Linked DNA regions of Homo sapiens: all the other regions are linked to region 4. A link is a contact called in ENCODE Hi-C or POLR2A ChIA-PET data. All regions are on one chromosome and are shown on one strand. Each heading gives the region's core, a stretch centred on a gene start or an enhancer-like site at or near the end of the contact. The rest is flanking DNA. Distances are from core to core; before and after follow the strand shown. Region 1 overlaps TREH (trehalase). Region 2 overlaps USP2 (ubiquitin specific peptidase 2). Region 3 holds the start of USP2 (ubiquitin specific peptidase 2). Region 4 holds the start of RPS25 (ribosomal protein S25).

Region 1 (4,283 bases), core at 1-2,500, 360 kb after region 4:
GCTGCACACCTGCTGTGTCAGGCTCTGGTCTCCTGTCAATGGCTGCCTATCCTGCAGCCGGGACTGGCTGGTTCCCTGCTCTGTCCTCACAGGAGACCGGGAGGCTCTGTGGGCTGAGCTCAAGGCTGGGGCTGAGTCTGGCTGGGACTTCTCTTCACGCTGGCTCATTGGAGGCCCAAACCCCAACTCGCTTAGCGGCATCCGAACAAGCAAACTGGTGCCTGTTGACCTGAATGCCTTCCTATGCCAAGCAGAGGAGCTGATGAGCAACTTCTATTCCAGGCTGGGTGAGCACCCCAGTAGGGAAGGGAAAGCAGGGAGCTTGGTTTCCTGCTCAGGCTTGGCAATAGAACTGGAAGTAGGACCCTTGTGTGACAGGCCTTCAGCAACTTAGCCTGTCGAGCCCCGCCCTAGTGGAAGCCTGCACTCACATTTGCGTACCAGACAAGAGAACAAACGGAGCCAACCCTAATCCTCTCTTCCTCCCTTTCTTACTGTGAGGGTCTCTAGGGTCTGTGAGGGGAACCCTAGTCCACGCATCCAAAATCCTTCCACTCCCTCTCCCTCAGACAGCTGCCCTTGACCCCCTAAGAGCTAGGGGAATCCACCCAGCCAGTACCCTTGGGAGGATAGACCCTGGAGACCCTGGGGACAGATCAGCTCCAGTGGTTCCCTGGGAGCAGTGCGGGGCCATAGGCCAGAAATGTGGTGGGCTCCAGATCGGCACATCCCCTTGGTCATCAGGGTGTCTCAGCCTTTGCAGAGAAACACAAAGCGGGGAGGCTAAAGTAGAACCACGAAAAAAGCCTGGGGCAGCAGGCAGGGCACTGGCTGCTGGCTCTAAAGGCAGCACTGCCCCAGGGAACGACTCCCAGGCCACGAAGTACAGAATCCTGCGGTCGCAGCGCTTGGCCGCCCTGAACACAGTCCTGTGGGATGAGCAGACCGGAGCCTGGTTCGATTACGACCTTGAGAAGAAGAAGAAAAACCGGGAGTTTTACCCATCCAACCTCACTCCACTCTGGGCCGGGTGTTTCTCTGACCCTGGCGTGGCGGACAAGGCTCTGAAATACCTGGAGGTGAGGGCACAGCAGGTGGCTCGGGTCCACTGCAGGCAGCACCGCCCCCTCCCGACCCTGAACAGGACCTGCAGGGGAGGGCGCTTCCTCCGGCTATGCCCCTTGTCCCAGCCTGCGGGTCCCACCAGAGCCACCGGGGGGCAGCTGTGAGCCGAGAAAAGAAGAGCCAGGAAGGGGACGTCTGGCTTCCCGCGGGGTCCAGCGTCCTGTCCTGGCTCCCAGTCCAGCCCCACCCACAGTCATGGGAATGTCTGGGACCTTCTAGGACAACCGGATCCTGACTTACCAGTATGGGATCCCGACCTCTCTCCAGAAGACAGGCCAGCAGTGGGATTTCCCCAATGCCTGGGCCCCCCTGCAGGACCTGGTCATCAGAGGTAGGGAGGCAGGGCTGACACAGCCAAGGACCCTTCCCAGGGTGTAGAGGTGGGCCTCCCTGGTGCTGGGGAGGCATGAACAAAAGACACAAGAGGCCCCGTATCCTTTCTCTCGCTCCTCTGCTCTCCTGGCCTCCACTTGACACTTATGTCCACCCAGCCTGTCCAGTGCAATCAGTCCTGTTCGCCCTTCAAACCAGGGCCGTCGATTAAGGGCAGTTTGGCCTGTGGTCTCAGGAAGGAAGTCTTAGGGCCCAGGCCTCTTTCCCTCCTTGGGGAGAGTAGGGTGCAGCCACTGCTCTGTCTGGGATGGGAGACCTGGAGGTTGAGTCCTGCCTGCAATGGGGTCTAGGCCTGGCCAAGGCACCTTTACGTCGGGCCCAGGAAGTGGCTTTCCAGCTGGCTCAGAATTGGATCCGAACCAATTTTGATGTCTACTCGCAGAAGTCAGCCATGTATGAGAAGGTGAGCTGGCCCAAGCCCTCCCTGCACCCCCAGGCTGTCCCAGTGGCCACTCCTGAGCACTGCAGGGGCTGCTGGGCAGGCAGAGCAGCTTCTCCCCAGGGGCTCTGGTTGTTTGTTGTTCCTGGAGCTGGGGGGCAGTACCTGACATACAGCCCACCCGCTTGTCCCCAGTATGACGTCAGCAACGGTGGACAGCCCGGTGGGGGAGGAGAATATGAAGTTCAGGTGAGCAGGCCAGGGGTGGGCTGGCCAACACCAGGGAACTCCTGAACTCTGCTGCTCATGACCCCCGCCCCAGGCCTCAGTGTGCTCACCTGCATGTGGGCCCGGGGGAGGAGCTGACTGGTGCTTCCTGTACCGCTGGGGTTAGGCAGGGCCAGTGCCCCTGGGGAGAGAGCCCACAGCCCCCACCAAGGGTATGAGGCTTCCCCAGAAACTGGCCCCACTGCCCTGCCTCTCCCAGGAGGGATTTGGCTGGACGAATGGCGTGGTCCTGATGCTGCTGGACCGCTATGGTGACCGGCTGACCTCAGGGGCCAAGCTGGCTTTCCTGGAGCCCCACTGCCTGGCGGCCACCCTTCTGCCCAGCCTCCTGCTCAGCCTCCTGCCATGGTGACAGCCCTCCTCTCCTCACCTGGCCCCAGCTCCTGCCCCATTAAACCTCTGCACCAGTTCCTGCCTTCCCCTGCCTCTTCATGCCCTCCTACCTCCCAGCCTGTCCTCAGAGCGAAGTGGAGGGCAGGGTCACGACCTGGAGGTCATGGGTAGGGGCCTAGCTCCCTCCTGGAACCTTGAATAGGGTGGAAATCCTGCTCTGGAGGGAAGACCTATCCCCAAGTGCCTCAGCGCCAAGCCCCACACCGGCCTTCCACTCACTTCCGTAGTCCAAAGGCTTTATTGTTCTGCTGAAATGCTTACAAATACTGAAAACCCCCAGCCTGGGCCCAGGCAACCAAGGGCTCAATGCTGGGAAGGAGAGCAGGGGAGGTGGGCTTAGTGTTAAGGCGTGAAGGGCGAGGCCAGACAGCTGGAGGCCTGGTCCTCCACTCTCCATTTCCATCACCCTTCGGAGGCTGAAGGAAGGGCGGCGGCACCACAGGGCCCTTCCCCTCTGCTGCATCATCTCCTGCTCAGGCTTTCTCTCTAGGAGCATTGGAGGAATCCTCTTTCCCTGTCGGAAACTCAACACTGTACAGAACTCCAACCATAACCCTTCTAGCTTCCTCTCCCAACTGCATCGCTCCTCCTCTGTTCCATAGATCCCCCGGCTTCATCCCTTCTGGCTCTAAGCAAGGCACCAGTGGAAGGGAGAGGGCTGGACTGGGGGGCTGGCAGCCTGTGCATCAGGGCTGAAGACACAGGCAGGGGGAAGGAAAAAGGTATTCAGTCCCTTCCCCCCAGCATGAGATGCCCAGGGGCCTGGGCTGGAGAGATGATGGCACGTACCCTCAGATGGCCCACAGCTGAAGCAGTGGGCTGGGCCACAGAGCTGCAGCAATTAGTATGTAACCATGGCAATGAAGCAGTCACTATGGTAACCATGGTGATGAGTCTGCAACTAGGGGATGGAGCTGGGACCTCAAGGTTGACACTTGAGATCTCTGGCCCTTGAGCAAGGTAATAAAAAGTATAAGGGAAAGGAGAACAATGGGGCAGAGCGGGGTTTGAGAAATGGGAAGCGGGCCGCCTGAGCTATTACCCCACTCTGGATGTGGCTCTGCTCAGCCCCCAAAGCCCCTGGCAAAGGGGTCTGAGGCAGGAGGGGATCTTTGGCAGCTTATGGTACCATAATTTGTCTTTTAGAAAAGAGAAAACAGGCTGGGGAGAGCAGGTGTCAGGTCAGAGCTGAGGCCCTCTCTGTGACAGCTCCTCAGCCCTGGCTGGGCCTGGGGCAGGACCCTAAAGGGTTACTGCAAGTTCTGGGCTCCCAGGAGGCAGCAAAGCCACCTCTACTTTTCTTCTTCTGGCTGGTTCTTCAGGAGGCCAGAGCCCAGAAACTCACAGGACCAAGCTCCTTACAGAATATTAAAGTCTTCTTATACAAAAGCCCCAGTTGTGCTCTGCCAGGAGGCCCACGGCAGTTAGTTCATGAACTGAGTGTAGCCCTCAGCCCCTGTGACAATGACATCCATCCAGATACGCATGGCCTCTGCAGATGGGGCCACCATGTAGTACAGCCGGTCATGGGTCTTTACGCAGAAGGTGAGGGCTGGGTTCGGGCTCTGCCAAAGGAAGAGAGGAAGGTCTAAGATGGGGCTCACCCATGCCCAGGAATATTCTCACCTGCCTCCCTATCTGCCCTTTCCCCTCCCAGCCCCTAGAAAGCCCTGGAGCTTAGTCCTAAATAGGTCCAGAGCCTAGA
Region 2 (4,104 bases), core at 1,267-3,766, 340 kb before region 4:
CTGTCCTGTACACTCTCTCCTTCCAATAGAGTTTGCAAAACTAATTCAGACCATATGGACTTCATCCCCCAATGATGTGGTGAGCCCATCTGAGTTCAAGACCCAGATCCAGAGATACGCACCGCGCTTTGTTGGCTATAAGTAAGGGCCTTGCAGACATGTCCTCTCAGGTGGGTGGCAGTAGGAGCAGGTTCTTAGGACAAGAGGTGTTGCTCACCCTCCTTCCTTTGGGTTCAGTCAGCAGGATGCTCAGGAGTTCCTTCGCTTTCTTCTGGATGGGCTCCATAACGAGGTGAACCGAGTGACACTGAGACCTAAGTCCAACCCTGAGAACCTCGATCATCTTCCGTAAGTAAGAGGAGAATGCTGTGGGAAAGCAAAACTTTTGTGAACTCGAGATTTTTACCCACCACTTTGGGGTTAATGATTTGGGAATAATCTGATTTACTTTTGAAGATGAAGGATCAAAATTGACAGACCCTTAAACTTAAGTTTTGAGCTTTGACCCAATTGTTGTCTCTCTCTGGTTCCCAGTGATGACGAGAAAGGCCGACAGATGTGGAGAAAATATCTAGAACGGGAAGACAGTAGGATCGGGGGTAAGCGCATGAAAGGGAAGATGCCTGTTTTCACTGTTGCCTGCTCTTGCCTGAGTGGAGCATGAAAAGCCCTAAGAATCACTCTCCCGGGGAAGCCTGTTTCTGCCTAGTGTTCAACAAAGCAAAGCAGGAACAGCAAGAAAGAAGATGCTGTGCAGGCCGGGCATGGTGGCTCATGCCTGTAAACCCAACACTTTGGGAGGCCAAGGCGGGTAGATCACCTGAGGTCAGGAGTTCAAGACCAGCCTGGCCAACATGGCAAAACCCCATCTCTACTAAAAATGCAAAAATTAGCCAGGCATGGTGGTGGGCACCTGTAATCCCAGCTACTTGGGAGGCTGAGGCAGGAGAATCACTGAACCCAGGAGGCAGAGGTTGTTGTGAGCTGAGATTGCACCACTGCACTTCAGCCTGGGGGACAGAGCAAAACTCCATCTCAAAAAAAAAAATAAAAGCTGCTGTGCAGAAGACCATGCTCTACTTCCTGTATTTCAGCATCTCATGGCCTTCTCTTCCCCAGATCTCTTTGTTGGGCAGCTAAAGAGCTCGCTGACGTGTACAGATTGTGGTTACTGTTCTACGGTCTTCGACCCCTTCTGGGACCTCTCACTGCCCATTGCTAAGGTATGCACCCCAGTTGCCCGCCTTGTTGAACTCCCTCTCCTGTCCTTTCATGTTGACCTCTGACCTTTGCTTTTTTCCCCTTCCCAGCGAGGTTATCCTGAGGTGACATTAATGGACTGCATGAGGCTCTTCACCAAAGAGGATGTGCTTGATGGAGATGAAAAGCCAGTAAGTCACCCTTCGGTAATAGCAAGAACAAATTTCCGTGGGACCTACTGGGAAGAGGCTGATACCAGCAGATCCAGTTGAGGAGTGACTGGATTGGGGCCCACTGACTTCCCCACAAGTTCTTTCTGTTTGTCTTGTCTCTCAGACATGCTGTCGCTGCCGAGGCAGAAAACGGTGTATAAAGAAGTTCTCCATCCAGAGGTTCCCAAAGATCTTGGTGCTCCGTATCCTTAAGATCCATCAGGGCTGGGACATGACTTTCAAGGGTGACTGATGACAAGGGGCCCATAGGTGAGGGGAACAGTCGGAAGAAACGGACCTTGTAGGCTTTCCTTTTGTTGTCTGCCCTTCTGCATTGGTTTGACTATCCTTGACTCACGTCAATGCCAGATCTGAAGCGGTTCTCAGAATCCAGGATCCGAACCAGCAAGCTCACAACATTTGTGAACTTCCCCCTAAGAGACCTGGACTTAAGAGAATTTGCCTCAGAAAACACCAGTGAGTATCTTTGAGTAGGCAGGGCAGAATGAAGACGCAGGTGTGCAAGGCCGGAGGGAGGGCAGGAGGAAGGGGAGCTGCCAGCACCAGCTACTGAGAGACCCAGAAGGAGAGGTTGGAGGGGGGAAGTCGGGGCAGGGGGGCCTCGGGGGCTTGACGGCTGCCTCCTCCTCAGACCATGCTGTTTACAACCTGTACGCTGTGTCCAATCACTCCGGAACCACCATGGGTGGCCACTATACAGCCTACTGTCGCAGTCCAGGGACAGGAGAATGGCACACTTTCAACGACTCCAGGTGAGAGCCAGGGCAGGGCCGGAGCCCCTGGCTGTAGCCACCCACTCTCCCCCCACTCCTCCACCCTCCCCCCAAACCCACCCCCCTCCCACCCCCCGCACGGCTTACACCGAGAATGGATGGCAAAGTTTAAGGCCACGAAGCCGCTGCCCGTGGGGAGGCTCCCTGAAAGGCAGGCCGGCCGGCCTCGGGGGCACAGAAAGAAGCCGGCGGGGGGTCTCCCGGTCCTGCCCGCTCCGGGCTGACTCCCCGCTCTCTCCGCAGCGTCACTCCCATGTCCTCCAGCCAAGTGCGCACCAGCGACGCCTACCTGCTCTTCTACGAACTGGCCAGCCCGCCCTCCCGAATGTAGCGCCAGGAGCCACGTCCCTTCTCCCTTCCCCGTGGTGGCCCCGCTCCCTAAATTTTTTAAAAAGACAAAAACAAAACAACAACAACAACACACAAACCTGACAAGAGAAAAACAAACCTGAAGCTGCCGAGCAGGAGTGGATGCAGCCTGATCAGGGTCTGGAGCAAGGAGCCGGGCTTTCCTGAGCTGTGGCCCGGCAGGGAAGATCGCCTGGACGTGGAGCCAGCATCGCCCCGTGCCCTCGGCGTTTGCATTTGTAAACTTGTGGTCTTCCTATGTGTCAGAAACAACTGTGTCTTGGGGGGGAAGACCCTCGCTGCGCCGCTTCCCGCCGCAGCGCCCGCGCCTCCGAGGGGACAGCGCCCTCTGGAGCTCGCTGGGAGCATCACCGCCTGGACGCCCGCGCCGCGGAGGAGCCGGCGCCCATCTCCACCCGCACGGCTCGCCGGTCCAGAGCCATGAGCCAAGAGCCCTCTTCACGCTGCTAACTCCAGGGGACAGACGAAGGGACATCTTTGGAAAACGCTGGTTTTGGTTTTTAAAAAGCCCAACTTTTTTTTTTTAATTTCCATAACTAAAGTGTTCAGACTGGAGTGCTCTCCTTCAGGCCTCTTCATAGCTGGGACGTTGCACTGGTCCTTTTATTGCTTTTCCAAGTACAACTTTCTAATGCTAGCCCTCCGTGGTGCTAGGTGGGCGTTGGCCAGGCCCCAAGCACAGCCACAGTAGACCTGGGATCTAAAACAAGTTTCTGTTTTGGGGGTTTGGGTTTTTTTTTTTTTTTTTTAATGTTTTGAATGGAATTTAGTTGCCTCCAAGAATTGTGCCTTATAGCATTTGGGGACCAGGGGGTAACTGCCCCTCCTGAAATATCCCTCAGCCTCTTCCCTTTTCCCCAGTGCTCTGTTCAAACCCGCCTGGGAAAGGGATCCTGCCCTTAGCCCTGGCTCGTTGTGCATTGCAGTGAGGCAAAGAAGAAAGCAGGTAGATTCCTTCCGACAGGGCATCAAGTTCTTCCCGCCCACGTCCTCTAGCCCACCCCTGGTCTGCTCCCCAGCTGTTTGAAGGATAGCACAAGCCCCTCGTCCCTAGAGCTTCTCTCCCTTTTATTTATTCTCTTAACATCCCTTTCCCCCTGGCCTTCCTGCCCCCGCCCCCTTCTCAGAGCCTCCTAGACAATAGGCCCTTTGGACCGAGTTTCTCAGGGATGCCCAGGCCACCCCTCAGCTCTTCTTAGCGCTGGTCTCCAGTCCTGCCCTGGGAGCTGGAGCCTGGGTATTTGGGGACATCTTGCCTCAGTTGTATGGTTCTTTCCTGTGGGCTCAATTTTGCCCTACATAGTTGGATAAAACTCTGTGCTGTCCTGGAGAGTAAAGCTGTTCACCCACACAGCTGGGCCCGGCTTGTGCCCCGTGGAGCCTGGCACATTCCAGGCTCCTAGGAGGAGGCATCAGAGAAAGACACCCTGAGTTTTACTGGCCTGACACCCTTCTCCAGAGAAGACCTGTGAACCTGAGCCCAAGGGCAAGTGTACACTTGTTTACTGTGTAAGCAAGAGTAGAAGAAT
Region 3 (4,056 bases), core at 665-3,164, 360 kb before region 4:
ATTGGACAACCCTGTTTCAAAACCTTCCAGTAGCTTCATAAAAGCCAAAGTCCTCAGAATGGCCTTGGGGACCTACAGGCTGGGTCCTTCTCTGACCTCTCTGATCGCGTCTCCCACTCTTTCCCTATCTTTCTCTCTCTTCACTCCAGCCACATTGACTTTGTTCTTCCTCGAAAGTGGCAGGTCGCTCCCACCTCAGGACCTTTACTTTTACTCTTCTCTCTGCCTAGAACATTCTTTCCCCACATTTATGTGTAGTTCACGCCTAGCCTCCCTCAGGTCACTTGAATGTTACCTTCTCCGAACGCACCTCCTCCTTGCTTGATGTGCCCCATAGCTCTTAGCATCATCTAACATATTACATATTCTACTTATTTAGTCCTGCTTCTACTAGAATGTAAGCTCCCTGAGGGCAGGGATTGTGCCTGTTTTGTTCCCTGCTATATCCCCAGTTTCTAGAAGAGTGACTGGCATGTCCAATATCCATCTGTAAAATGAAGTGATGGAATGAGGGCCCTAAGGAAATATAACATGGTGAAACCCCATCTCTACTAAATACAAAAAATTAGCTGGGGCCGGGTGCAGTGGCTCACACCTGTAATCCCAGCACTTTGGGGGTCTGAGGCTGGTGGATCACCTGAGGTCAGGAGTTCAAGACCAGCCTGACCAACACGGTGAAACCCTGTCTCTACTAAAAATTCAAAAATTAGCCAGGCGTGGTGGTGGGCTCCTGTAATCCCAGCTACTCGGGGGAGGCTGAGGCACAAGAATCACTTGAACCCGGGAGGAGGAGGTTGCAGTGAGCCGAGATTATGCCATTGCACTCCAGCCTGGACAACAGAGCAAGACTCTATAAAAAAAAAATCGGCCTGGCGTGGTGGCGCACGCCTGTAATCCCAGCTACTTGGGAGGCTGAGGCAGAATTGCTTGAACCTGGAGGTTGCAGTGAGCTGAGATCGCGCCATTGCACTCCAGCCTTGGCAACAAGAGCGACGACACTCCGTCTCAAAAAAACAAAAAACAAAAACAAAAACAAAACAAGAGTTGAAATCAAGAAGGGAATCGTGCCTTGGACAAGAACAGGGGTGCCTCTTTCACTGCTCCTGATAAGAATGGATTCAGACATGTTTGTAGGTAGAAATTTAAGAATTCCCCTCTTGATTGCGTCTGATTTCTCTGGGAAATAGAAGAGAAGGAAGGACTTGAGGAGAGTAGCGATGGAGAGAGAGATCTATGGTGAAGATGGGAGGAGTTAACGGCAGCTGCAAGGGTTGATGGAGCAGCTGAAGTTGAAAACCTGGATTCGCCTTGGTACCCAGCTACCTGGTTGTGCGATTTTCCTCATCAACATCGGGGGAGTCGGGAGAAGGTTACATAAAAGGAATGGGAGCAGCAAAAATTCAAGTTTTGTCTCGGCTTTTTCTTGAAAAGACCAAAGAGAATTCTTTCATTGACTCAGTGCCTCCGTTTACCCACTCAGGCATTCATCACTAATCACTGGTCCCATGAAAGTAAAATGAGCGGAGAGTGTCTTTGACAGCAGAGAAAAAGAGAAGAGGCTGAGGAACAGGACCTCCCCCAGCCCAGTGAGAAGGGGAGTGGGGGACGTTTAGCCTTCCCTAAAAACTGAAAGTTGATACGCCCCAGGGCTCAAGTTCCGAGCCTTCTCCCATGACGCCTCTTCTTTCCCAATACCTTCCAGCTGCCCCGTCGTGTGACATTCCAGTCCACCTCTGTTCCTGCTCCACCCGCTCCAAACTCGCGTGCTTTTCCTCCACGTGGTTCTCTGTGTATATCGGTTGCCTGGGTGGCCCCAGCCGGAGGCCGGGCTCTAATGACGCCACAGTAGGAACAAGCCAATAGCCGTGACGCGACTCAGTGACGCGAGACGCGGGGTGTGGCTCTGCCGGCCCAGGCGCGATGAGGCGGCTGCCCGCTGGGTGGCGCCGATTTCCCGGGGAGGTCCCTTCTGGGCCCCCGGCGGAGGTGGGAGAGAGTCAGGCAGGAGCCGAGGCCGGGGAGCCCTCTTCGTCAGCTGGTGCTCACTGCGCCGCGCCAGCGCCAGCCGGGACTCACCCGCAGCTCCATGCTTGTGCCCGGTTCGACTCGTCCATACTCCAAGAAGAGGCAGGTACGTGCCACCTGTCGGGGATCCGGGAGGGGGGATTCGGGGATCAGTGCCGGTTTGGAGCTCAGAAAGTAAGGTGTCCACGACATTCTGGGCAGAGTGGACACTAGAAATATAGGGAGAGAGCCGGCTGTGCAGGGACGCTCCAGCTGTGTCTGCCAGTTGTGTGAGGGCTGCCTGCTGACAGCCCAGGGTGCCAGGAAGAGCCAACTGTGTGCTGATCAGTGTATTCTAAGGAAATGCTGCTTTGGCGGGTCCTCCTCGCTGTGCCCCGTGTATATCGGTGGTATGTGGCCTGAGCGACACTGACAAACCCCCTCCCCACGTGTGCGTGCAGCTCACTCGCTGCTCTTAAAGCTCCCCGGTCAGTTTGCTAAAGGGGGTTAGGGGCGGGGGTTGGGCAACAATTAAGCGGAAGGGGAGATTTTCCACCAATCCCAAACCAGAAAGAGGCAGCTTTGAAATTCTCACCAGTCCCAAACCAGAAGCAGGCACGCGGTGCTCCGGAGAGAGCAACTTCTCAACAGTCAAGGGAAGCCCTAGCCAACCCATTCTAGCCCTTCCCTGAAGAGTGAACATCCTACCTCCTGACCTGGCTGCCTTTAGAATGGGACTGAGCTGGAGGTAGTGGTAGGGGCTGCTCACCTCCCCTGGAATGGGCATGAGAACATCCCCCAGATGGACCCCCGTAAAGCAGAGGAAAGGAGAGCTGATTGGGCTAAGGTCGAGGCAGGCCCCCTCCTTTGATGCTGTAGATGCATGTCAGACTGGAGTCAGAATGAGGACTGGAATGAGGGCGTCCTCTGAAGTGCATCATTAGGACCTGGGCTGAGTCAGTAGCCTGTGCTAAGACAGGGTGGAGGCACCAGGCTGGGTACTCCCAGTCCTCGGGGAGAGCCATCGAGAAACGTCCTGGGAGCAGACAAGTGCACCAAGGCCAGAGAGGCTAAGAACCCCGTTCCTTCCTCTTGTGACCCTGCCCAGCCCGGCTCTGTGGCCCTGGAATCCTGAGCCCTCCCACAGGTAGAGTGGAACCACCCCAGAGGGGCCAAGCATTCTCCTGGTGGCCTGGGGGAAGCTGCACTTGCCGTATTTTTCTAGGCAAAGGGGGAAGGAGCCCAGATGGGCTTGGCCTTTCTCTGCTTGGTGGACTGGACGTCTAGGAAGATGGCAAGCCTTGTTTGCCCTTCCCAGTTATGGGACATGGTCAGTTCAGAAAACCAAGGGACTGTTCTCTGGCATTAGAAAGGCACACTTCCGGCCGGGAGCAGTGGCTCAAAGTGCAGTAATCCCAGCACTTTGGGAGGCCAAGGCGGGCGGATCACAAGGTCAGGAAATCGAGACCATCCTGGCTAACACGGTGAAACCCCATCTCTACTAAAATTACAAAAAAATTAGCCGGGCGTGCTGGCGGGAGCCTGTAGTCCCAGCTACTCGGGAGGCTGAGGCAGGAGAATGGCGTGAACCCAGGATGCGGAGCTTGCAGTGAGCCAAGATCGCGCCACTGCACTGCAGCCTGGGCGACGGAGACTCCGTCTCAAAAAAAAAAAAAAAAAAAGAGAAAGGAACACTTCCCCAGGAGTAACCCTCCTTTTCTCCCTAGGAAGGTTCACCTGGTAAGGCGCTATTATTAATAATACCACTAATTATAATAAGAAGTGGAAGTATTCAATATAATCATCAATGTTTATTGAACTCTATGGGCCATGAAATTTACAAATATTATTTTATTTAATCCTCACAACTGAGATAGACCACTATTATTACTATTAGTCCCGTTTTGCAGATTAAATAGCTAAGGTTCAGAGAACTTAAGTGACTTATCCACTATTTCAGAGCCAATAAGGGAAAGAACTAGCCTCCAATCCCAGGCCTAGAAGTCCATTAGAAAAGAATATTGGACTGAAACCTGAGTACTAGTCCCCTTT
Region 4 (4,049 bases), core at 224-2,723:
TAAACTGGCTTTCTTTAAATATGAAGAAACTAAGGCTCAGAGAAGAGAAGTTGACTTTAAGTAAGATGACACCTCGGCCGGGCGCGGTGGCTCACTCCTGTAATCCCAGCACTTTGGGAAGCCGAGGCAGGTGGATCACCTGAGGTCAGGAGTTTGAGACCAGCCTGGCCAACATGGCAAAACCCCTCTCTACTAAAAATACAAAAATTAGCTGGTCGTGGTGGCACGCGCCTGTAATCCCAGCTACTCGGGAGGCTGAGGCAGGAGAATCGCTTGAACCTGGGAGGCAGAGGCTGCAGTGAGCCGAGATCCCGCCACTGCGCTCCAGCCTGGGTAACTCCGCGGCCCCTCCCCACCCAGCAAAAAAAGATGACACCACTGCCGTTATTACCTAAAATCTAGATCTGGATCGGTTGCGTTTTTCATAACACCAGAACGACGATTTAAGAAAAGGTAGACAAATTACAAGCGCTGCCGTTCAGGAGACGGGGGACTTACGAGTGGAACATGGAGGCCAGCATAAGCTTCTCATTAGAAGTGAGGCGGGGCCGGCCAAATCGAATGGACACCGGGTAATTAGCAGGGTTACCCAGATACTCCAGCACCTCTTTCCCGTCGGCCGTGTACCTGCCATTCACGTCCATGCCATTGATGGCCAGCACTGCATGACCCACTGCAGAGGTGAAGCTAACGGTCAGCGAAGGTGCAGCCCGGGGATTCCGCCGAGGGGACAAGGGACCCGACACAACCCCTTTTCCCCCAACCCCGCACCTACAACCAGCCCACTTCTACAGCACTGGGGCCCTCCCACCCCCGCACCCGCCACGGGCCCGAGCCTAGCCCACCTCGGATGCCGTCCCGCTGGCCGAAAGCAACCAACACACGCTCATCGTGTAGCTTGAGCAGCAGATCCAGCGGATAACTGAAAGTTTTCTCAGCCTCAGCCCGTGGCGCGTAGCTGTCCAACTGGTAAATCAAGCCGCCAGCTTTGTTCACCACATACACACTAAAAATCGCCATCGCTGCCTTGCCGCTCGGAAACTGGTATTCAGCCTCTACCCGACGGCCCCTCCCCGGAACCGCATCACAGCACTTGCCGCCGGCCCCACCCCAGCCTCCTCCTCCTCCTCCTCCTCCTCCCGCGCCCCCCGTGCAGCCACCTGCTGCACTTGCGCACTGGGAGCGACACGCTCGGGCATAAGTAGTGCCGGAAAGTTAGCTGCCGAGACCTGGTGGATTGCTTTTCGTTTATCAGTGCAGGAAAACAGCGCTATAGTATGCGTCACAACTAGCGCAGACTCCGGCAGTATTTAGGCGGTGCGGCTTGGGAACTAGAATCCACTTCCTGTCTTCCGCCTCAGGCTAGAGGGCGAGCGCTTCGCCGTGGGACTTCTTCTGCCTGGCTCCGCCTTTTGCCCCGGAAGTACTCACAGCGGACGGTGGTTTTTGGGCCCGTTTCTGAGCAGCGCTTCCTTTTTGTCCGACATCTTGACGAGGCTGCGGTGTCTGCTGCTATTCTCCGAGCTTCGCAATGGTAAGCTTCAGGGGTGTGAAGTCGCCGGCGTTCTTGGGTTTGAGGACTCAGTGGGGAGAGCCTTCGGCGGGAGCGCTCCTTGGCCTGCCGGCCTCGGTTGCAGGGCGGGCGCGGTTATTGCTTGGCCCATGTGCTCTGGTGGTGGAGTTTGCGGGGGCTGAGGGCGCAGTATTAGGGGACTTTGGCGCTATTTGAGGACCTGGTTGCATTCCCGCTGCCCTCCTACAGCCGCCTAAGGACGACAAGAAGAAGAAGGACGCTGGAAAGTCGGCCAAGAAAGACAAAGACCCAGTGAACAAATCCGGGGGCAAGGCCAAAAAGAAGGTAGAAATAAGACCTCTCTGAAAGAGACTAGGGGTAACTCTCTCGTAATCCTCTAGTAATAGGTAACTTGTATAGTAAGTGGTTTTTCAGGTGTAGATTTCTAGAGTCAAAATGTGAGAGTTTATCTTCCCGTCACCACTCGTTCTTTTTCCCATTAGGATCATGAAAATGGGTCTGTTGTGCGAAGTGTCTGCCGCTGTGCCTGCTGTGTTATTTTTAACTGATCTAGTGGGGCTCGGCCCCTGTTTGAAGGCCAAAAACGTGTCGGTGTTTTTTTTTTGTTTTTGTTTTAGTAATGTGTAATTTATCCTTGATAACGGTGGAACAGATTTCTCTGACGCAGATTACTCGAGAGGGAAAGGGTGCTTCTGCCAGAAATACTAACTTGTTTCTGTTTTGTTTTGGTGAGCAGAAGTGGTCCAAAGGCAAAGTTCGGGACAAGCTCAATAACTTAGTCTTGTTTGACAAAGCTACCTATGATAAACTCTGTAAGGAAGTTCCCAACTATAAACTTATAACCCCAGCTGTGGTCTCTGAGAGACTGAAGATTCGAGGCTCCCTGGCCAGGGCAGCCCTTCAGGAGCTCCTTAGTAAAGGTGAGGGGTGTATCCTACATGTGTGTTTTTGTAGGTTAAATTGTCTTGACCATGTTAAGCATCTTCAGTGGTTTTGCTGGAAAAGCAGAATTAAAAAAAAAAAGCGTGGCTTGACCATTGGCTGTTAGTAATGTAATTCTGACGTCTTACTCCTGATCCTGAGATGAATTCTCAGGGTTCTTAGCCACTTTTGTGCCGTGGACCCTGTGGCAGTTTAGTGAAGCCCAAGGATCTTTTATGTTTCGAGTAAATGGATGCATAGAATTACAGGGACAACCGTTTTTGAAATAATTAGATTACTATTTTGAAACAACTTTGAAAATGTTTAAAACCTTTATGGTAAATATTTTGTTGATGTATTAAATTTTAAAACCAGAAATTTAGTACGGTCTACTCAGTAGTATGGTCTGATTACCATAATTCCACAATAATAAGGCTCAGCTAACTATAGTGACTGAACGTCTATAATTCTAGCACTTTGGGAGGCCAAGGCGGGTGAATCAACGGAGGTCAGGAGTTAAAGACCAGCCTGGCCAATATGGTGAAAACCTGCTCTACTGAAAGTTAGCTGGACGTGGGGGCACACGTCTGTAATCCCAGCTACTCAGGATGCTGAGGCATGAGGATCCCTTGAACCCAGGAGATGGAGGTGGCAGTGAGCCGAGATGACACCACTGCACTCCAGCCTTAGTGACAGCAAAAGACTGTCTCAGAAAGGGGGGGGGGGTGGAAGATAATGGAGCCCTAATTTAAAGGAAAAGTAAGGATAGATGATCGTTAAAAACTAGGATTCTCGGTTACCGAACGTCAGATTAAGCAATTCTGGAGCCAGGTGCAGTGGTACCCTTGTATTTCTAGCTACTTGGGAGGCCAAAGCAGGAGGATCATTTGAGCCAAGGAGTTTTAAGACCATTCTGGGCACCTCTGAGAGAACTCTGTCTTTTTGTTTTCCTTTTCTTTAAATAGAGATGCGGTTTTGCCATGTTGCCCAGGCTGGTCTCCTGGGCTCAAGAGATCCACCTGTCCAAAGTGCTGGGATTACAGGCATGAGCCTCTGCACCCGGCCAAAACAAACCTTACTAGAGTCTCATTCTGTTGCCCAGGTTGGAGTGCGGAGGGGCAGTCTTGGCTCAATGCAACCACCAATTCCTGGGTTCAGGTGGTCCTCACCTCAGCTTCCCAAGTAGCTGGAATTACAAGCATGTGCCACCATGCCCAGCTAATTTTTGTATTTTTGGTAGAGATGGGGTTTCACCTTGTTGGCCAGGCTGGTGTGCAACTCCTTACCTCAAGCTATCTGCCCGTCTCCACCTCCCAAAGCAGTGGGATTATAAGCATGAGCCACCGCGCCCAGCCAAAAACCTTACTAGTTTCTATTGTAGCATCTGTTAAGCATCTCATCGTGCTATTCTCTCCCCCTAGGACTTATCAAACTGGTTTCAAAGCACAGAGCTCAAGTAATTTACACCAGAAATACCAAGGGTGGAGATGCTCCAGCTGCTGGTGAAGATGCATGAATAGGTGAGTAGGAATGTGTGGGCTCATGGTGTAGGAGGTAGATACAAAGCTTTATGGTTCTGATTCTTTTAATTTTT

The links. A loop is a pair of places that touch in the nucleus more often than their neighbours do. ChIA-PET counts read pairs that join two places held with the same protein, here RNA polymerase II (POLR2A). Pooled maps may share reads with other maps.
Region 1: a loop to region 4 is called in a pooled map, with 3 times the contacts of the local background. The contact joins the enhancer-like site here to the promoter of RPS25 in region 4. A Hi-C loop is called at or near these places in 3 of 50 pooled maps. POLR2A ChIA-PET finds 5 or more read pairs at or near these places in 3 of 52 experiments (AG04450, PC-9 and naive thymus-derived CD4-positive, alpha-beta T cell).
Region 2: a loop to region 4 is called in a pooled map, with 2.1 times the contacts of the local background. The contact joins the enhancer-like site here to the promoter of RPS25 in region 4. A Hi-C loop is called at or near these places in 1 of 50 pooled maps. POLR2A ChIA-PET finds 5 or more read pairs at or near these places in 5 of 52 experiments (H1, OCI-LY7, T-cell and 2 more).
Region 3: a map of CD8-positive, alpha-beta T cell shows a loop between it and region 4 (8-fold over the local background). The contact joins the promoter of USP2 here to the promoter of RPS25 in region 4. A Hi-C loop is called at or near these places in 1 of 168 maps with a recorded cell type or tissue (CD8-positive, alpha-beta T cell) and 8 of 50 pooled maps. POLR2A ChIA-PET finds 5 or more read pairs at or near these places in 5 of 52 experiments (OCI-LY7, Panc1, WTC11 and 2 more).

Annotation. Positions count from the first base shown.
Region 1 is chr11:118,656,543-118,660,825 of GRCh38, reverse strand. TREH (trehalase) reads left to right here. Exons shown (of 15, transcript NM_007180.3): 10 at 93-287; 11 at 862-1,079; 12 at 1,345-1,456; 13 at 1,809-1,921; 14 at 2,093-2,146; 15 at 2,385-3,510. The coding sequence ends at 2,537. PHLDB1 (pleckstrin homology like domain family B member 1) reads right to left here. Exons shown (of 23, transcript NM_001144758.3): 23 at 2,798-4,143. The coding sequence ends at 4,003. Among named protein-coding and RNA genes, the nearest start is that of MIR6716, 15 kb to the right of the region's middle. RefSeq lists enhancers at 1,295-1,844, 1,892-2,186, 1,845-2,394. Within about 2 kb of position 1,250, at least 11 of the 41 ENCODE cell types and tissues checked have a DNase peak (open chromatin) inside an H3K27ac peak, as active enhancers do.
Region 2 is chr11:119,355,268-119,359,371 of GRCh38, reverse strand. USP2 (ubiquitin specific peptidase 2) reads left to right here. Exons shown (of 13, transcript NM_004205.5): 5 at 30-141; 6 at 238-348; 7 at 535-599; 8 at 1,120-1,223; 9 at 1,311-1,391; 10 at 1,537-1,615; 11 at 1,782-1,889; 12 at 2,065-2,185; 13 at 2,450-4,104. The coding sequence ends at 2,537. Among named protein-coding and RNA genes, the nearest start is that of MFRP, 11 kb to the right of the region's middle. RefSeq lists an enhancer at 349-1,548. Within about 2 kb of position 2,516, at least 21 of the 41 ENCODE cell types and tissues checked have a DNase peak (open chromatin) inside an H3K27ac peak, as active enhancers do.
Region 3 is chr11:119,379,548-119,383,603 of GRCh38, reverse strand. USP2 (ubiquitin specific peptidase 2) reads left to right here and starts at 1,914. Exons shown (of 13, transcript NM_004205.5): 1 at 1,914-2,131. It overlaps USP2-AS1 (USP2 antisense RNA 1), which reads right to left and starts at 1,826. Exons shown (of 4, transcript NR_034160.1): 1 at 1,696-1,826. RefSeq lists an enhancer at 1,847-2,836.
Region 4 is chr11:119,015,767-119,019,815 of GRCh38, reverse strand. RPS25 (ribosomal protein S25) reads left to right here and starts at 1,473. Exons shown (of 5, transcript NM_001028.3): 1 at 1,473-1,534; 2 at 1,763-1,858; 3 at 2,271-2,454; 4 at 3,877-3,975. The coding sequence starts at 1,532. The coding sequence ends at 3,971. TRAPPC4 (trafficking protein particle complex subunit 4) reads right to left here and starts at 1,050. Exons shown (of 5, transcript NM_016146.6): 1 at 846-1,050; 2 at 499-673. The coding sequence starts at 1,020. CENATAC (centrosomal AT-AC splicing factor) reads right to left here. Exons shown (of 11, transcript NM_198489.3): 11 at 4,023-4,049. RefSeq lists enhancers at 479-1,177, 1,432-1,661, 1,682-1,751 and a silencer at 1,072-1,191.